Regions from separate parts of the Homo sapiens genome. Here region 2 is linked to region 1. The links are chromatin contacts, found by Hi-C or POLR2A ChIA-PET in ENCODE. All regions are on one chromosome and are shown on one strand. The core of a region is the stretch at or near the end of the contact, and the rest is flanking DNA. Distances in the headings are between cores, read along the strand shown.

The links. A loop is a pair of places that touch in the nucleus more often than their neighbours do. ChIA-PET counts read pairs that join two places held with the same protein, here RNA polymerase II (POLR2A). Pooled maps may share reads with other maps.
Region 2: a loop to region 1 is called in a map of chondrocyte, with 2.3 times the contacts of the local background. The contact joins two enhancer-like sites. A Hi-C loop is called at or near these places in 5 of 168 maps with a recorded cell type or tissue (HAP-1, K562, chondrocyte and 2 more), 4 of 37 single-sample maps with no recorded cell type and 18 of 50 pooled maps. POLR2A ChIA-PET finds 5 or more read pairs at or near these places in 6 of 52 experiments (A673, GM12878, H1 and 3 more).

What each region holds. Positions count from the first base shown.
Region 1 is chr22:21,793,280-21,798,359 of GRCh38, reverse strand. The region is part of intron 4 of MAPK1 (mitogen-activated protein kinase 1); the gene reads left to right. Among named protein-coding and RNA genes, the nearest start is that of YPEL1, 60 kb to the right of the region's middle. RefSeq lists a silencer at 634-834. Within about 2 kb of position 1,264, at least 6 of the 41 ENCODE cell types and tissues checked have a DNase peak (open chromatin) inside an H3K27ac peak, as active enhancers do.
Region 2 is chr22:21,752,143-21,757,268 of GRCh38, reverse strand. No RefSeq gene overlaps it. Among named protein-coding and RNA genes, the nearest start is that of YPEL1, 19 kb to the right of the region's middle. RefSeq lists enhancers at 655-754, 2,189-2,258, 2,639-2,768. Within about 2 kb of position 2,587, at least 2 of the 41 ENCODE cell types and tissues checked have a DNase peak (open chromatin) inside an H3K27ac peak, as active enhancers do.

The sequences.
Region 1 (5,080 bases), core at 15-2,514:
AACTCCTGAGCTTAAGGGATCCACCCACCTCAGCACCCCCCACGCCCCCCGCAAAGTGCTGGGATTACAGGGATGAGCCACCACACCTGGCCCCAAGGTGCTGTCTAAATTTTGTTCGGCATTGAACTTCTGGGCCCTAGGGCTCAGCCTCTCTACCTCAGCTGATATAGTGCTGACGGTTGTAGAGTAGGAGGGGGTGTGCCTCTCCAGTCACTGTTACCATAAGTGGTCTGTGTTTCACTCCTTGGACAGCTGTCCTGAAGTCCTACCTATCGCTGTCACTGTTAGGTGCAGGCTGGGTTTGTTGTAGAGGTTATTCAGTAATGTGTATTTCTGTGAACATGGGCCAGGGCTATTCTATAAAGGTCAAATTTATCTGATAATGAAGAATGTCTCTTCGGCAGAATTATATTGTAATTTGTTGTACTTGAAGAAAACATAAATGTGGACAGAGTAGGAACTGCCGTGGATTCTTTTGAAATTACGTGATTTCCTGCTTCCAAATGAAGTGCTTTCCTCTGCATCTGTGAGTGGCTATAGAGAGTGCATCCAGGTCTCATCCACACTCTACTAGCAAGGTCTGTGTCTTGGTCATAAGAAATGGTTGAATAAGTTTACAAAAGCCCAGAAAAGTGAAGTCTGACATTTTTTGTTGGGTTTATGAGCCAGGAGGCAAAAATTGAGGGCTGCTATGGAGATTGAGATTCAGTATTTTTCTGTTATTTGCAAATAATATATGAATAAGGTGTGAAAATTGAGTAGTTAAGTAGGCCTGACATACTACCTGTATCTAGTATCTCAGGATTATAAGATTCTTAAACACAGTTCCCTCTGCTGTCATGTAAAGATACTTGAAGAAAAGCAATAAAAATAGACATTGGATCTTGTATCTAGGGCCCAGGAACCAGAAATAGTCCTGAGAGGCTTAGTGGAAATGAAAGAACAGGTCTAATTAGCTTATAGTCTTCTTTTTCTTCCTCCATCCTTTATTACTAGTACAGATAAGCTATTAGATTTTTTCATAAGGAAATGGAATTTGTTTAAAGCATTTAGTTTTTCTTGATATCCTACATTTGTTCAGTTTAGTTATAAAAGTAAAATCTCATTAACATAAATTCCATTATAAAGAAGGATTTGGTGTAACAGATGTTTCAGAGAAGAAAATGCCATGTTGATTCTCTGTAATTCTATATCACAAATAATCCCACACAACAGGTTCTTTCTCTGACTGGCCACGTGACAGCCATTCTAAACAAGGAGCATTGGCATGCCAGTGTTCAGTGCCAGTTGTAAAGGGAGCTGTTGGTGTGCCTTTGTCCTGGTGTGGCTTGGTCTTGCAGTCTCCGTTCTGACTTAGACGCCGCCACTGTCTCCACTTCTCTATTACCCTCCAGGGAGAAGTAGCCAGAGAGGGTGTTCTTCAAGATGACCAGCTTTTCCTTCTACTTGCAGGGTCACCAAAGTGAAAATTGAGTGTTCATTTTTTTCTTATTTGCGATACCTGTAGCCTGAGAATGTTACTTCTAGCAGTTGTCTTCATTTTGTTTATTTTTATTAATGTAGAAAATTATCAAACCCATAGAAAAATTGAGAGTAGAGTGAATACCCATATGCCCCTGTCCTTGGTTCTCCAGCTATTAACACCTTGTCATATTTCTTATCCCTCCTTCCCTCTCTTACTCTTTCCTTTCTCTCTCTCTTTCTTCTTCTGTCTCTTCTCTTTTGTCAGACCATGTGACACTTCACCAACATATAACACTTCACTCCTAGACCCTTTGGGGCATACTAATGCTCCTTACAAGGAAGGTGTTCTTCCCACAGCTAGAGTACCCTTACCCTTTCATAAAATGATCAGCATTAATTCCATGACATCCCATCCTCCCAAAAAAGTCTAGGTAACTCTGTTTTCAACACATGATTTAATTGTTTCATGCATTATTCTTAGTCTAGAACAGTCTTGCCCTTCCTCTCTTCTTTAAGACATTCAGTACTTTGCAATGTACAGATCAGTTGTTTCACAGAGTGGTTCACATTGTGGATTCCTCCAGTGAGTTCTTTCTGATGAGATGTAGCTTGCACGTTTCTAACACGACCACTACAGATTCCTGAAGACGGTGCAGAAGTAGCTGGGACTACAGGTGCCCGCCACCACGCCCGGCTAATTTTTTTGTATTTTTAGTAGAGACAGGGTTTTACCATGTTAGCCAGGATGGCCATCCTTGTTTCCCAGCAGCCTTCCCCCAGTGGTTCAGCACTCACTTCTGTCAGTTATCATACTGGAGGTTATAAAATGGTAATTTTCTAAATTTGTTCTTTCTTTTACTTGTATTAGCTAGAATTCTCCTATGAAGATTTTTCCCATTTACCCTTTCTCTTCCTCTGTATCCTACCTTTGTTTTTAAAACACTATTGCAGACCCAGGATTTTTTTTTTATGTGTTCTCCATTTTAATTTTCTTTCTTTTTTTTTTTTAAACTCATATTGTCCCAGTTTTGAGAAGCTAGAGCACTCTGTGTACATATTTGTAACGTTTTATAGAATTTCAGCTTTCAGAAAACTTGCGCTGTTTTAGCTTGTTTAGGAAAGAAAAAAAATTTTTTAAAGAAAAGTTGCTGGGTGTGGTGGCTCACACTTGTAATCCCAGCACTTTGGGAGGCCGCGGTGGGTGGATTACTCGCCAGGAGTTCGATACCAGCCTAGCCAACTTTGTGAAACCCCATCTCTACTAAAAATACAAAAAATTAGCCAGGCATGATGGTGGACACCTGTAATCTCAGCTACTCAGGAGGCTGAGGCATGAGAATCGTTTGAACCCGGGAGGCAGAGGTTGCAGTGAGGCAAGGTCACACCACTATACTCCAGCCTGGGTGGCAGAGTGAGACTCTGTCTAAAAACATAAAAGTTGCAAGAAAAGTATAAGGTAGCCATTCTCAAACCTTCTTGTCTCAGGATACCTTTACATTTCTTTCTTTCATTGGTTCATTCTTTCTTTTGTTCTTTCTGTTTTTTTTTTTTTGAGACCGAGTCTCACTCTGTCACCCAGGCTGGAGTGCAGTGGTATGATCTCGGCTCACTGCAACCTCTGCTTCCCAGGTTCAAGCGATTCTCATGCCTCAGTCTCCCAAGTAGCTGGGATTACAGATGCATGCCACCAAGCCCAGCTAATTTTTGTATTTTTAGTAGAGACGGGGTTTCACCATGTTGGTCAGGCTGGTCTCAAACTCCTGACCTCAAGTGATCCACCCCCCTCAGCCTCCCAAAGTGCTGGGATTACAGGTGTGAGCCACTGCGCCCAGCCTCTTTTTTTTTTGAGACAGTCTTGCTCTGTCACCCAGATGGAGTGCAACGGCACCATCTCGGCTCACTGCAACCTCGGCCTCCTAGGTTCAAGCAGTTCTCCCTGCCTTAGCCTCCCAAGTAGCTGGGATTACAGGCACCTGCCACCACGCCTGCCTAATTTTTGTATTTTTAATAGAGATGGGGTTTCACCACATTGGCTGGTCTCAAACTCCTGACCTCAGATGATCCACCCACCTCAGCCTCCCAAAGTGCTGGGATTACAGGCATGAGCCACCGTGCCTGGCTTTTTTTTTTTTTTTTTTTTTTTGAGACGGGGTTTCTCTCTGTCACCCAGGCTGGTAGCCACCCCCTCCTCAAGCGATCCTCCAGCCTTGCCTCCTGTGTAGCTGGGACTACAAGCGTGTACCACCATGCCCGGCTAATTTTTGTATGTTTTTGTAGGGACAGGGTTTTGCCATGTTGGCCAGGCTGGTCTCAAACTCCTGGGCTCAACTGATCCACCCACCTCAGCCTCCCAAATTGCTAGGATTGCAGGCATGACCCACTGCGCCCAGCCAAGATCCCTTTACATTTGTTAAAAATTATCAAGGACCAGCTGGGCATGGTGGCTCACACTTATAATCCTAGCACTTTGGGAGGCCGAGGCGGGTGGATCAGTTGAGCCCAGGAGTTCGAGACCAGCCTGGCCAACATGGAGAAACCCTGTCTCTACTAAAAATACAAAAAATGCACTGGGCATGGTGGCACACACCTGTAATCCCAGCTACTTGGAGGCTGAGGCAGGAGAATCGCTTGAACCTGGGAGGTGGAGGTTGCAGTGAGCCGAGATCTTGCCACAGTACTCCAGCCTGGGTGACAGAGTGAGACTCTGTCTCAAAAAAAAAAAAAAAGTCAAGGACCCACACACCTTTTTTTAGTTACGTAGGTTATATCTATTGTTATTTACAATATGAAACTTTTTTTTTTTTAATTTTTGGAGAGAAGTCTGGCGCTTGTCCCCCAGGCTTGAGTGCAATGGCTCAATCTTGGCTCACTGCGACCTCTGCCTCCCGGGTTCAAATGATTCTCCGGCCTCGCCTCCCGTGTAGCTGAGACTACAAGTGTGTACCACCATGCCCGGCTAATTTTTGTATTTTTTAGTACAGATGGGGTTTCACCATGTTGGCCAGGCTGCTCTTGAACTTCTGACTTCAGGTGATCCACCCGCCTCGGCTTCCCAAAGTGCTGGGGTTACAGGCATGAGCCACCACACCCGGCCTACAATATGAAACTTTAAAATGTATTAATTAATTTTTAAATAGTAAACCCACTACATGTTAAGATAAATTACATGTTTTTCTTAAGAATAAGTTTATTTTCTACAATAAAAACGTTTTAGTGAGGCCAGGCATGATGGCTCTCACCTATAATCCCAACACTTTGGAAGGCCAATGCAGGAGGATCACCAGGAGTTTGGAACCAGCCCTGGTGACATAGTGAGACTCTGTACAAAAAAGAAATTTATTTATTTATTTATTTATTTTTTGAGACGGAGTCGTGCTCTGTCACCCAGGCTGGAGTGCAGTGGTGTGATCTCAGCTCACTGCAAGGTCCGCCTCCCAGGTTCACGCCATTCTCCTGCCTCAGCCTCCCGAGTAGCTGGGACTACAGGCGTCCGCCACCACGCCTGGCTAATTTTTTTGTATTTTTAGTAGAGACAGGGTTTTAACCATGTTAGCCAGGATGGGCTCAACCTCCTGACCTTGTGGTCCACCTGCCTCGGCCTTCCAAAGTGCTGGGA
Region 2 (5,126 bases), core at 1,338-3,837, 42 kb after region 1:
CCTGGAATTTTGTGGCCAGAAGGAGCCACTGCCCCTTTTGTTTAGTAAGACTAGACAGTAACAGAAGCCAGTTGTCAGCTATGAAAGTGGTGGGTGAAGCAGGGGAGGCTCCTCTATGGTGGGACCCTGGACAAGGGAAGCCGAATGTGTGAAGAAGGGGTGCGGGGGTGTGCGGTGCCCTAGGACACTAGGGCAAAGGTTTCAAACCTGGAACAAGGCACTGGAGGAAGATCTGCTGCCAGTCAGCAGTGCGGGCCCTCGAGTTAGCAGTCCGTGCGCAGAGGGGCCAGTTCTGAGACCAGTTTGGAGAGTCAGGCAGTGACCCATTGGCCATGTCATAATTCCTTCAGCCTGCCTCCTCTTTAATCCCAGAGAGTGCTCTTTCTTCATACTTCCTTTAAAATACTAAATTGTTCCCATTCCATGGGGAGCTGGCTAGGCTTTACAGGCTAGGAAATGTAGGTTTTCTGAGATGGAACCATCTACACAAGGAGGAGGAAGGCACTAAGACTACAGATGAGACCCATGACAGGGCTGAGCATTTGGAAGCCAACCCTGGTTGCTTTTCAAGAATTGCTTTGTGGCTGGGTGCAGTGGTTCACACCTGTAATTGCAGCACTTTGGGAGGCTGAGGCAGGTGGATTGCTTGAACCCAGGAGTTCGAGACCAGCCTGGGCAACATATGGGACACCCCACCGCCCCCGGCTCTGCAAAAAAATTAAAAATTAGCCAGGCGTGGTGTCATGAGCCTGTGGTCTCAACTACTCAGGAGGCTGAGGCTGGAGGATCGCTTGAACCTGGGAGGTCAAGGCTCCAGTGAACCATAATTGTGCCACTGCACTGCAGCCTGGGCGACAATTTGTTTTCTAAATTGCTTTTGAAAGTCTACTGCATTACATATTCCAAAAAGCAGTGGTTTTCAAATACTTTTATCACCGATATCCTTTTATGAAATGAAATCAGTAGAACTTTCTCTGCTCTGAATAAGCAAGGGTGGGAACCTGTCTACCTCCCACAGATAGCATAATGTGCCTGCCATAGAGGAGCCAAAAAATGGTGATGGGAACTGAGAGGAGAGCAAATGTCACAAAAGACTGAGCAATTGAGAAAACAAAACAAGACCACAGATGACTGTTAACGCCTCCACAGTGGACCAAGAAAGGACAGAGAGCTGGCAGCATGGGCATCACTGTCTGGTCGGCAGCAGGAAGGCCTCGCTAGGGAATTGAGTACAGTCATCTAACTAGTTTAAAAGTACAGGAAGGATGATTAAGGCTATTGGAGAGGTCATACAAATAGGGGAGGGGCAGGCAATGGCTGATAAGACATGAATTTGTAAGGCGATGAGTATTGCAGTCAGCAAAACAAACGAGACTGCTCTCCCAACACATAACTCAGCAGGGAGGCCAGGCATTGGTTTAACCATTTAATATAAAGAAGTTAAAATTACAAATGCGCTAAGTGCCTAAAGAAGAATAAGTGCAGGAATGAGAGCAGCATGGACTGCCACAGTTTTAGAATAAGCACTGTCACTGCTAGATTGGAAACAAAAATCCATAAATTTGGCCCGGTGTGGTGGCGGACGCCTGTAGTCCCAGCTACTTGGAGGCTGAGGCGTGAGAATCGCTTGAACCCGGGAGGCGGAGGTTGCAGTGAGCCGAGATGGCGCCACTGCACTCCAGCCTGGGCGTCAGAGTGAGAACTCTGTATCAAAAAATAAAAATAAAAAAAAGTCCATAAATCTGCAATGTCTCAGTTAAGAAAGAAAGACTGGGCCAATGCAGATTTCAAACCGGAGAAAGTCATACTGTCAGTGAAGGCCGCCTGTGGCCGGAAGGCGCCAGGGGATTAGCACCCTGGACTCAGTGTTGCTGGGAAACAGGGCCCCAAGGCTGGGAGCACAGTGTTTAAAGGGCATCTACCCAAGAAGGGAGCACAGGGCAAGGAGGAGCTGCAGGGGGGCTTGGCTGCCAAAGTGAATTCTGAGGAGAGAGCTATTGCTGCCTACGATATGCAGGCTGCACAGAACACAAGTGGAATCAGCAGGCAGGAGAGGCAGCTAACGACGCAGCCCGTTTCTTATTTCTGTTTTCTCACAAGCGATGAAAGTGGAAAAGAGGGTGAGCAGGTGGCCCACACATGTGCCTCCAGTGCTGCGGCCCCTCCGGGGACCATCAGCCAGGCCCCGGGGAGGGAGCCAGCCACAGTGTGTCCGGCTCTTCTCTGAAGGGAAGAGAGCCTTGAATAGACTGAAGCGAAGACGGTTCTGCAAGGACAAGGCAGACCGAAGGCATTGGTTTTTTTTTTCAGATAAGGAGAATTAGACTCCCAAGTAGACACCAGAGTCACTGTTTGGTTGGTGGGTGATAGTGGGGTCACAGTGGCTGCCTGTGCTCCCCCAGGGTGAGCGTGACTGTGCTAACCTGGGTGGGGCAGCATGCACACCCCTCTGGCAGCCCTTTGTTGCTCGCTGATGACAAGTTTGGATGATCCCGCCAAACAGCTTGCTAAGATGTAGTCCCCAGTGTTGGAGGTGGGGCCTGATGGGAGGTGCTACCCTTGTGAGATAAGGTTGTGTAAAAGCCTGTGGCACCTCCCCACACTGACGCTCTCACCCCTGCTCTGGCCATGTGCCGCGCCTGCTCCCACTTCCCCTTCTGCCAGGAGTAAAAGCCCCCGAGACCTCCCAGAAGCCAAGCAGATGCTAGTGCCATGCTTCCTCTGCAGCCTGCAGAACTGTGAGCCAATTAAACCTCTTTTCTCTATAAATTATGCAGTCTCAGGTATTCTTTTATACCAACACAAGAACAGCCTAACACTCACATATCCGACGTTGACACGAAACCGACTCAGGGTTAAGTGTATACACAAGCTCCCCTGTTTTAAGAAGGTGCTATCATTGGCAGGGCGCGGTGGCTCACACCTGTAATCCCATCACTTTGGGAGGCCGAGGCAGGCGGATCACAAGGTCAGGAGTTTGAGACCAGCCTGGCCAATATGGTGAAACCCCACTTCTACTAAAAATACAAAAATTAGCCAGGCATGGTGGCTTGTGCCTGTGGTCCCAGCTGCTCGGGAGGCTGAGGCAGGAGAATTGCTTGAACCCAGGAGGTGGAGGTTGCAGTGAGCCGAGGTTGCGCCACTGCACTCCAGCCTGGGTGACAGAGCGAGACTCCGTCTCAAAAAAAAAAAGAACGTGCTGTCATCAAAATAGGCACCACCTGAGATCAGAGAACACAGAGTTTCCCCTGGCAAAAGGAGCTCCAAAGGGAAGACAGACACACCCAGCCACCCAGGCTGGCCATATCTGGGCACTGGAGGAAGTGTCCCGGCAGCAAGGGCTCTGGTGACTGCTCTGTGAGGATTCCTCGTGGCTGAGACGTTGGCCCGGCCCCACCTTGGCACAATCTAGTTGGAGCATCCACTAGATGCTCCCATGAGCTGTGCAGCCCAAGGTTGAGGTCAGAGATAGCAAGGCCACCTGGGTGACAGCATGGTCTGCTGCATGCCACGCCCCTCCCCTCTTTGTCTTTGCTTTGTGCTTTCTTTTCCTAGGAGGTGGCAGGTGTACATTTCTGGCTCTGAGCCCATGTCAGACCCCCAAAGGAGCCCCCACTGTCCTGATCCCCTGCACGGCACCCCACCACAAGCAGCAGGCACACGTGGTGGGAATCAGGTAACGCAGTTCCCCCGGGAAGCCCCTTCCATGGAAGACCACTCCTGCTGCTGCAGCCTGCTGGTCCTGTGCCCTTTCAGGATCAGCCCTTCGACCCCAGCCAAGGGCCCTGGCCAGGCCTCCACTGCCGGCCCCAAGGCTTAATGCACAGCATGTGCCTGCCAGATCTGACTCCAGAGGATGGAGGAAAGGCCCAAGACCACACAGCCCTGGGCCACAGCAGAGAGCAGGACACTCCTGGTGTGCAGGAGAATTTCCAAGGTGCAGCACCTCTTGACAGATACACCAGGAGGTTTAATACTTTGTATTACCTTGGTAACCAGAGAAGAGGAATCATTAAAACTCGAAAATAGTGCTGTGTGCTGTGCAGTGGCTCACACCTGTAATCCCTGTGCTTTGACAGGCCAAGGTAAGAGGATCTCTTGAAACTAGGTGTTCAGAGCCAGCCTGGACAACACAGGTTGTATTTACCTCTACAAAAAATAATGAAAAAAAAAATTAGCCAGGTATAGTGGCGCATGCCCGTGGTCCCAGCTACTGGAGAGGCTGAGGCAGGAGGATCACTTGAACCCAGTGGTTCAAGGCTGCAGTGAGCTATGATCGCACCACTGCACTCCTCCTGGGCAACAGAGCAAGACCCACTCTCTTTAAAAGAAAAAATGCCATGTCAGCCAGCAGTGGGGAGGCTACATGCAGGTGCCGAGAACTCCAGGACGTTTCTGTCCACAGAAATCTTTCATTTTACCTCCTGCCATTGATGCTTTCATCTGTTCACTCTGCACAAGTAGACCTTGCACTGCATTTACGAATGTTTGGCTCTCCAGGACTGTAATGTTAAATCTTGAAGGTTGTAATTAACATTCCATTGTCAGGATCGTCTCAGATCACTGGAAGCCCATGTCTCTCCTTGGCCATGGTTATCAAACTCCTCTTAGACAAGTCCTGACCCCTGTGAGGCCCCCGAAGCCTCTCTCTTCAGCAAACCTGGTCATTCCTCCCCTCTTGCTCATCTCTCTATTTTTAAAGTAGATTTTACTCTTTTAGTACCGCTTTTTACAGAGTAATTAAGCAGATAGTACATGGAGTCCCACACACCCACCCCTGCACCATCAGCACACCTATCCCCCGCCAACCCTTGACAGCCATGCGGCTTTTTACTGTTGCTGTGGTTTTGCCTTTCTAAAATGTCATGTAGTTAGAACAGAATGTGTCATTTTCAGACATCTTTCAGCCATATGCAGTCAATATTCCACCATGTCTGTTGGTGGCTACATAGCTCATTTCTTCTTATCACTGAATAATATTCCATTGTATGGATATACCACTGATTGTGTCTCCATTCAGCTATCAACGTCTCACTTGCTTCCCAGTTTTGGCAATTATAGATAAAGCTGCTGTAAACATCCATGTGCAGGTTTTTGTGTGGACTTAAGTTTTCAACTCATTTGAC